Regions from separate parts of the Homo sapiens genome. Here region 2 is linked to region 1. Evidence: read pairs that join two places in POLR2A ChIA-PET (ENCODE). Cell type or tissue: endothelial cell of umbilical vein. All regions are shown on one strand. Links, peaks and the distances in the headings refer to the core of each region. The heading gives the core; the rest is flanking DNA. Region 1 overlaps SULT6B1 (sulfotransferase family 6B member 1). Region 2 overlaps EIF2AK2 (eukaryotic translation initiation factor 2 alpha kinase 2).

Region 1 (4,395 bases), core at 172-4,171:
CTTGTCCTTTCATGAACTGTCTGAAGAATTCATCCCAAGAGCCATAGCTTGGAATATCGGGGACATCGTTGTGGAAATGCAAAAAAGATACTGCTGTATCTTTAGGGTTTCGAAATATCACCAATATCTAGGGAGCAAAAATTGAGTTAATTTATTTGGGTCTATGTTTTGAAATTTGGAAAATTAAAAGGGTGAGCAATATCATCATGTCCACTCGTATATTACATAATTGTGTTAATATATAGAGAAAGAATGACAGTAGGAAACTGAGGAACAGGAGGTGGCTGATGGGGAAATCTGGGGAAAGGAGAGAAAGAAGAAGAAAAAGATTGATATTGTTGCAAAGGATTCTTGCAAATGAATTTAGGCAATAAGATGCACAGAAGATGTAAAAAGGAAAAAAAGACCAAGCTCACTAGGATAATCACAAGAGTATGACCTGAAAGCTTAAATCCTCAAATAAAAATTGCAAATAATGTTAAGGACGACAAAAATAATGTTTTAGAGTTGGTAGGAGAAGATTAAAGAATGGCAAAGCCCACTCTCTGGGTATGATGTTTATGGGTGAGTACATGACACAGAACGTCTGAATTCCTATATCTGCCTTCTTTGATGAGGAAAGTGTTCCTTTGGATGAGTAGCATGAAATAAACATCGTAAAGAACAAACTGAAACCCCAGAGAACCAAAAGATTGCAGAGGATCACACGTCTGCTCTGAGTTCAGCCTTCTGGCCTGAAGCCTTCTATTTCAAGAACTGAGGAAACTGGAGGACACATGATCCAGCATGTTCCTGAATTCCGAGGAATCTGAAAACATGTGAGGCCAGACAACTAGAACAGGCAGAAGTCATTTCATTTTCAGAAAGGGGAAAGATGTGGATTTTGCAAAGTGCAGATTTGTGATATTCACTTTCATTTGGGAGAAGTCTAGAATTGACTAAAAACAAGATTTGGGGCCACATAAAAGAGGAAACTGTAACCAACAGGGGGCAACATGGACCCTCTAAGAACAAGTCAGCTAACACCTGGATTTTTTCAACATGGTTTTAGATTAGTAGGTGGAGTAGCTTATGATTTCTCCTACAGAAAAAGTAAGAATGTAAGGCAGAATCAGGAGCAGTTAGGCATATGAAACTGACTGGGGGCTGGGCATGGTGGCTTATGCCTGTTATCCCAGCACTTTGTGAGGCTGAGGCGGCTGGATCACTTGAGATCAGGAGTTCGAGACCAGCCTGGCCAACATGGGGAAACCCTGGTGCTACTAAAAATACAAAAATTAGCCAGGCGCAGTGTTGTGCACCTGTAGTCTCAGCTACTCGGGAGGCTGAGGCAGGAGAATTGGTTGAACCTAGGAGACGGAGGTTGTCATGAGCCAAGATTGTGCCATTTCACTGCATCCTGGGCAGCAGAGCAAGACTCCATCTCAACAATAACAACAATAACAAAACTGACTGGGTATAAATAGTTAATTAACTAATGTAAACCTGCTGGGAGGTTTTTAATAAGCCCTTCCACTCTCTTGGCTGGGTAATAGTTAATGTTTTAATGAATCATTTAGGTAAAGATATAGAAGCTATATTTACCAAATTTGTAAATAACATGAAAGTGGGAGGGAATCAGGATCTCAAAATACCTTGTCTGCCTAAAGAATTTAACTAACACCAACAGGATAAAATTGAGTAGAGATCAATGGGTCTGGGTCTTGTCTTGTACTTAGATCTAACACTCTTCCCTCCCCCTAGTCCAAATATAGTAGATTCTTGCCATTTGAGGGCTTTATATTTGAGGCTTTAACTACCACTCAGTTGCCCTGGCTTGTAGCAATCTGTAAGTTTACAAAGACATAAATTTGAATTTGAGGGCTAATTGGCTGGAGTATGAACAAATTCCCCACGTCAACGTCTTACCTCCCTGCTGTTGCTCTTGTTTTTTGTTGTTTTTCAGACCGGGTCTGACTCTGTTACCCAGGCTAGAGTGCAGTGGCGCGATCTCACTCACTGCAACCTCTGCCTCCTGGGCTCAAGCAATCCTCCATCTCAGCCTCCCAAGTAGCTGGGACCACAGCGGTGCACCACCATGCCCGGCTAATTTTTGTATTTTTTGTAGAGACAGGGGTCTCACTATGTTGCCAAGGCTGGTCTTGAACTCCTGGGCTCAAGCGATCCCTCCTGCTTCGGCCTCCCAAAGTGCTGGGATTACAGATGTGAGCCACTGCATCCAGCCCCTGTTGCTCTTTTCTTGCCCTTATATTCTTACAAATGTGAAACTCTGTTCAAAAGCCTGCGTGCCCCAAGTCCAACGCTTTATAAATTACTTCAGCTCTGTTTATTATAGAGACACTAAGGAAAAATGTGTTAACTGCATTCAATGGGGGAAATTACGTGTTAAAATGGTATTTCAGACTTTACACATTCGCGATATAAGGAAAAACTGTTTAACAGAGCTATTCAAAGCTGGCTTAGGGGATACTGGAGATCTTTATCATTGGAGGTGCTGAATCATGGTCCAGCTGCTTAGTGGAATTCAAACACTCAATGGGAATTAGCATAGATGACCTTTAAGATATTTTCCCATTTTAAGCTACTAGGATTCTTGTATCACAGCCACAAAGCTGCTCATTCTAAACCTCCACTTCCCTAAGGTTTGCTTTCCTACTCTTCCTTTCTTATTTTGCTTCCCCTCCTGCCTCTTACCATTGAAATTGTAGTCATCTTAACAGTTTTCCTGTTGTGCCTTTCTTTGCTCTTACCTCACTATTCTCCCATTCTTCTTGCTAGCATTCGGCAGAAGTTAAATTTTTTTTTTTTTTTTTTGAGACAAGGTCTCGCTCTGCCGCCCAGGCTGGAGAGCAGTGGCGAGATTTTGGCTCACTGCAACGTCCGCCTCTCAGATTCAAGCGATTCTGCTGCCTCAGGCTCCCAAGTAGCTGAGATTACAGGCACGTGCTATCACACCTGGCTATTTTTAGTAGGTTGGTGCAAAAATTGGGGGTTTTGCCATTAAAAGTAATTCAAAAAACGCAATTACTTTTGCACCAACCTAATATTTTTTGTAGAGATGTGGTTTCACCATGTTGGCCAGGCTGGTCTCGAACTACTGACTTCAAGTGATCTGCCCACCTCGGCCTCTCAAAGTGCTGGGATTACAAGTGTGAGTCACCGCACCCTGCAGGGAGTTTAAATAAATCTTGATTGTAACTAATTCAAATCATTTTCTTCTGAGACAGAAAAAAGGCACCAAGAAATAAGGAACAGAGGGGAGACCAGGAGAGAGGAAACAGAAAGGGTTGGGTAAAAACTAGTAATTACAAGAAATATATCAATACTGATTAATAAAACAACATTTTTAAACAAATGATAAGAACAGCCAAAGCACATATAGTTCTGTATGCATGCTGTGAAGTTTGTTACTACATGTGAAATTCAAAAATAAAATAGTTTCAGCGAGGCATGGTGTCCCATGCCTGTAATCTCACCACTTTGGGAGGCCTTGGTGGCAGAAGGATCTCTTGAAGTCAGGAGTTCGAGACCAGCCTGGGCAACATAGTGAGATGCTGTCTCTATAAAAATTTTAAATATATTTGAAAAAATAGTTTTAGGCCTCAGGTAAATAGTGCTCACCAGAAAGAAAGGAACAATTTTTTTCTCATTTTACTAAATTGTATTTTTTGTGTGTGCATGAAACACTCTAAATATTCTATCAGGATTCAGAAAATTATTCACTGTAAAACAGATTATAAAATACATTTTATTCTATGCATATGTTTTATTTCCTTGTTGAAAATGCATTTGACTTGAGTGCAACTATAGCAAATATATGTCAAGAAAGAAACAAAAACAAAAAAACTAAATGTCACAGTTCATTTATTAAGCTTCTATGAGAAGGAACAAACTCATGATCTACTTCCAAAAACTAATATCTATACATAGAAATTTCAAAGAATTATCAGTAGGAAAGGACACTCACCTTGGCTTTATTCTCGAAGATAGACCCAGGTAATTTGTCATAGTGGAGGTGAGTTGCCAAAATCCTTGGTGATGGAAAGCCTTTCATTCTCTTAAAAATATACACAAAAAGGTGAAAATGTGCACGTGTGTGCATGTGTGTGTGTGTGTTGAATCACTCCTAGGTTTGGTATCTAAGTGATAGTTTCTAGCACTACTGTCACTATATCTTCTCCTCCTCCTCCAATTTTTCTTTTTTGAAACAGAGTCTCACTCTGTCGCCCAGGCTGTAGTGTTGTGGCGCGATCTCAGCTCACCGCAACCTCTGCCTCCCGGGTTCAAGCAATTCTCCTTTCTCAGCCTCCCGAGTAGCTGGGTTTACAGGTATCTACCACCATGCCCAGTTAATTTTTGTATTTTTAGTAGAGACAGGGTTTCACCATGTTGGCC
Region 2 (4,395 bases), core at 188-4,187, 59 kb before region 1:
TGGGTGTGGTGGCGCGGCACCTGTAGTCTCAGCTACTCGGGAGGATGAGGCACGAGAATCATTTGAACCCAGAAGGCAGAGATTGCAGTAAGCTGAGATCACGCCATTGTGCTCCCGCATGAGCGATAGAGTAAGACTCTGTCTCAAAAAAAAAAAAAGAAGAGGCCGGGCGCGGTGGCTCACGCATGTAATCCCAGCACTTTGGGAGGCCGAGGCGGGTGGATCACGAGGTCAGGAGATCAAGACCATCCTGGCTAACACGGTGAAATCCCGTCTCTACTAAAAATACAAAAAATTAGCCGGGCGTGGTGGCGGGCGCCTGTAGTCCCAGCTACTCAGGAGACTGAGGCAGGAGAATACTGTGAATCCGGGAGGCAGAGCTTGCAGTGAGCCAAGATTGCACCACTGCACTCCAGCCTGTGCGACAGTGCGAGACACCGTCTCAAAAAAAAAAAAAAAAAAAAAAACGAGAAGAAAAAAAAAATGAGCCACCCATTCTTCATTGCTGAAGATCTGCAATCACCATTGCTAACAGATAGAAATAGGAACATGAATACAATGCAGGAAACTAAATTTCATTATTATATAAAGTAACTTTGAAACCTTTTAATTCACCATTGATCTACTAAGCATGAAAGGCACCTAGAGATGAGAAAATCAGTTAGACACTATATCCTTGCCGTCACGGGGATAATAGTCTAATAGGAGAGAGTAAAGGGAAAGCAAACCTAAAACAATAGGGAAGGTACTCTAAGAGAAGTGCCAACAAATTACTAAGATACATAAATTGGAGGCTTGATTTTTTTTTTTTTTTTTTTTGCTAACCACGTTTTATTTTTTTTCTGAATTAAGTTAGCCTCAATATTCATTTATATTCTTTGTATATATGTCAGCTTGAAAACAGGAAGAGGTAGCCAAGAATTTGCTGAAAGCTGAAGTCCTGTATGCTGACGGTCAATAACTCCTGAACTGATGATAATGTTCTCACTTACACGACATGGAGATGGAGGTGGGGCAGGAGAAAATGAATGAATGGGACCCCATTGGCCTCAGGATTTTAGTGAGAGGACTGTCCCCATAATAGGTTGGGTGACTTTCAAAGACAGATGCCAGCTCTTTAGGATCTCCAGTTGTTTGGCAATGGCTTAACTGACATAAAACATGAGGGTGCCCCCATCTCAGCTTGTGGTCTTAAAAATATTTTCACTCCCCACCACCCCAGCATAAGTGGTATAGTTACATTCCAAAGAGACCCTCTGACGGCACCACACCAATCACAGCCTAAGAGAGGGACAGAAAAGTGTTGGTAGCTGAGGAGGGAGCCCCCAGATGCAGCATCTATATGTTAAAACTCTCTTCACAAGACTACACTTAAACAGCCTGCGCTGAAGCCGGCACGTGAACAAGGCTCTCCATGAAACAATGGAGTCAGGAAAGCTGAACCTGAGATTTTGCAGACAGCTGAGGATGTAACAGAGGGTTGTGAGAGCAAGTCTGCAGCAAGAGGAGGAGCAAGGAAGAGATTTTCACTTTCTCCTTACCTTCGGAATGGAGAGATAACAGTGTCTCTCAGAGGGAATTGTGATAATTAATCGTGATGATTAATAGCCTTATCCAGTGGCCCATACATAGTAAATAACAATTTCCTTCCATCCTATTATGGCTATGAGAATTTATTTTTAGTTACCTTGAACTATTTTTGCTGTTCTCAGGATCATAATCACTGCTCTCAAGAGAATCATCACTGGTCTCAGGATCATAATCAAATCCATCCCAACAGCCATTGTAGTGAACAATATTTACATGATCAAGTTTTGCCAATGCTTTTACTTCACGCTCCGCCTTCCTAGTTAAAAGGAACAGGGAACATGGCAGTGTCAGTGTACATCCCTCATAACAACCACAAAACACCTCATGTAATAGACAACTGTCTACATTCCCTTATTAAACCATTGCTGTGGTTCTCACATAGTTTTAGAATGGAAGCCAGGACATTCAAAAGGAAAAAGTGAACATACTGAAAAAAAACATAGCAGTTCTCACTCTCAAGATAAAATAAAAGGCAGTGGCCGGGCGCGGTGGCTCAGGCCTGTAATCCCAGCACTTTGGGAGGCGAAGGTGGGCGGATCACGAGGTCAGGAGTTCAAGACCAGCCTGACCAACATGGTGAAACCCCATCTCTACTAAAAATACAAAAAATTTAGCTGGGCACAGTGGCGCATGTCTGTAATCCCAGCTACTTGGGAGGCTGAGGCAGGAGAATCGCTTGAATCCAGGAGGCGGAGGTTGCAGTGAGCCAAGATTGCACCACTGCACTCCAGCCTGGGCAAAAGAGCAAGACTCTGTCTCAAAAAATAAATAAATAAAAGGCAGCGACTTAATGCCAAGCATCAGACAATTTAAAAATCATCTGTAGTACTCTTGAAATGCCAGTGATGTCATTTTAATTAATTTATTTATTTTATTGAGACAGAGTCTTGCTCTGTCACCCAGGTTGGAGTGCAGTGGCACAATCTTGGCTCATTGCAGCCTCAACCTTCTAGCCTCAAACAATTCTCCCACCTCAGTCTCCTGAGTAGCTGGGACCACAGGAGCACACCACCACACCCATCTAATTTTTTCTATTTTCTGTAGAGATGGGGTTTTGCCACGCTGCCCATGCTGGTCTCAAACTCCTGGGATCTAGCAATCCACCTGCCTCAGCCTCCCAAAGTGCTGGGATTGCAAGCATGAGCCAATGGACCCAGCCAGTGCAATTTTTCATAGCTAAATCATACATTATGTTTTGCTTAGATTTGTGTTAAAATCTTTGTATTTCACAAGCAAACCACATTTAGGCAGCAAGGCTAGGTAACCCAGGCAGTGTGAAGTACCTAATTCAGGATTTTCAATGTGTGGCAAATATACACAAAGAGGATAACTTATGCAGAGAAGGTGAAATGGTGGAAGGCTTTACAGGGATGTGTTGCCAAGACCTAAGAAAATTCCATGCTAAGTGCAGTAAATAAATTGGAGATTTCAAAGATGAGGAAGAATAATCATTTTACAATTTTATTTTTTAATGCAAGAAGTTTTAAAGTATATGACACAAATTTGCAAAAATAAAAAAAATTACTGATACTTTGACAATCCTAAAATAATGTTATTTTAGATTCTTCCTTTTTTTTTTGAGACAGGGTCTCACTCTGTCACCCAGGCTGGAGTGCAGTGGCAATGTTGGCTCACTGCAACCTCCACCCCTAGGGCTCAAGCGATCCTCCTACCTCAGCCTCCCTAGTAGCTAGGACCACAGGCACACACCACCACACTTGGCTAGTTTTTATATTTTTTGTAGAGACAGGGTTTCTCCATGTTGCCCAGGTTGGTCTCGCACTCCTGACCTCAAGTGATCCACCAGCCTTGGCCTCTCAAAGTGGTAGGATTACAGGCCTGAGCCACTGCACCCAGCCAGTCATTTTTTTTGAGAAGAGTCTTGCTTTGTCGCCCAGGCTGGAGTGCAATGGCGCGATCTTGGCTCACTGCAACCTCCGCCTCCTGGGTTCAAGCGATTCTCCTGCCTCAGCCTCCCAAGTAGCTGGGACTACAGGCGTACGCTGCCATGCCCAGCTAATTTTTGTATTTTTAGTAGAGACAGAGTTTCACCATGTTGGCCAGATGGCCTCAGTCTCTTGACCTCGTGATCTGCCTGTCTTGGCCTCCCAAAGTGCTGGGATTACAGGCGTGAGCCACCATGCCTGGCCCAGCCAGTCATTTTTAATGGCTGCAAAACAGCCATCGATCAGGGGACAGAACAAAATATATATACTCATTTCTTTACTGCTGGATATTTTGTTTGTTCTAACTTTTTACTGTTAATGAATGACACTGTGATTTATATCTTCTTGGATATAAATCCATAATTTGAATAACATTCTTTTTTTTTTTTTGGAGATAGGGTCTCACTCTGTCACCCAGGCTGTAGTGCAGTGGTGTGACCATGGCTCACTGCAGCCTCCACCTACTGGGCTCAAATGGTCCTCCCACCTCAGCTTCTGAAGTAGCTGAGACTACAGGCGTGGCTACCACACCGGCCTAATTACTGTATTTTTTGTAGAGGTGGAGTTTTGCCATGTTGCCCCAGGCTAGTCTCAAACTCCTGGGCTCAAGTGATCCACTCACCTCAGCCTCCCTAAATAGTATTCTTTTTATTATTTTTATTTTTATTTTTTTTTGAGAGGGAGTTTCGCTTTTGTTGCCCAGGCTGGAGTGCAATGGCATGATCTGGGCTCACCACAAGCTCCGCCTCCCGGGTTCAAGCAATTCTTCTGACTCAGCCTCTCGAGAAGCTGAGATTACAGGCATGCGCCATCACACCCAGCTAATTTTGTATTTTCAGTAGAGAGGGGTTTCTCCATG

What was found. ChIA-PET counts read pairs that join two places held together with the same protein. Peaks named below come from ENCODE experiments on the same cell type or tissue, not always from the same donor. Only the 100,000 strongest peaks of a DNase experiment are listed, where the experiment ranks them.
Region 2: POLR2A ChIA-PET joins it to region 1 with 5 read pairs; 3 of 35 experiments call an interaction of 5 or more read pairs at or near these places.

The regions. Positions count from the first base shown.
Region 1 is chr2:37,179,458-37,183,852 of GRCh38, forward strand. It overlaps SULT6B1 (sulfotransferase family 6B member 1), which reads right to left. Exons shown (of 7, transcript NM_001367551.1): 3 at 3,968-4,057; 4 at 1-127. Among named protein-coding and RNA genes, the nearest start is that of SULT6B1, 7.0 kb to the right of the region's middle. In endothelial cell of umbilical vein, for the core only: no CTCF peak of the experiment used is centred there; a DNase peak (open chromatin) is centred at 2,494; H3K27ac peaks cover 1,315 bases.
Region 2 is chr2:37,120,819-37,125,213 of GRCh38, forward strand. It overlaps EIF2AK2 (eukaryotic translation initiation factor 2 alpha kinase 2), which reads right to left. Exons shown (of 17, transcript NM_001135651.3): 12 at 1,688-1,846. Among named protein-coding and RNA genes, the nearest start is that of EIF2AK2, 34 kb to the right of the region's middle. In endothelial cell of umbilical vein, for the core only: no CTCF peak of the experiment used is centred there; no DNase peak of the experiment used is centred there.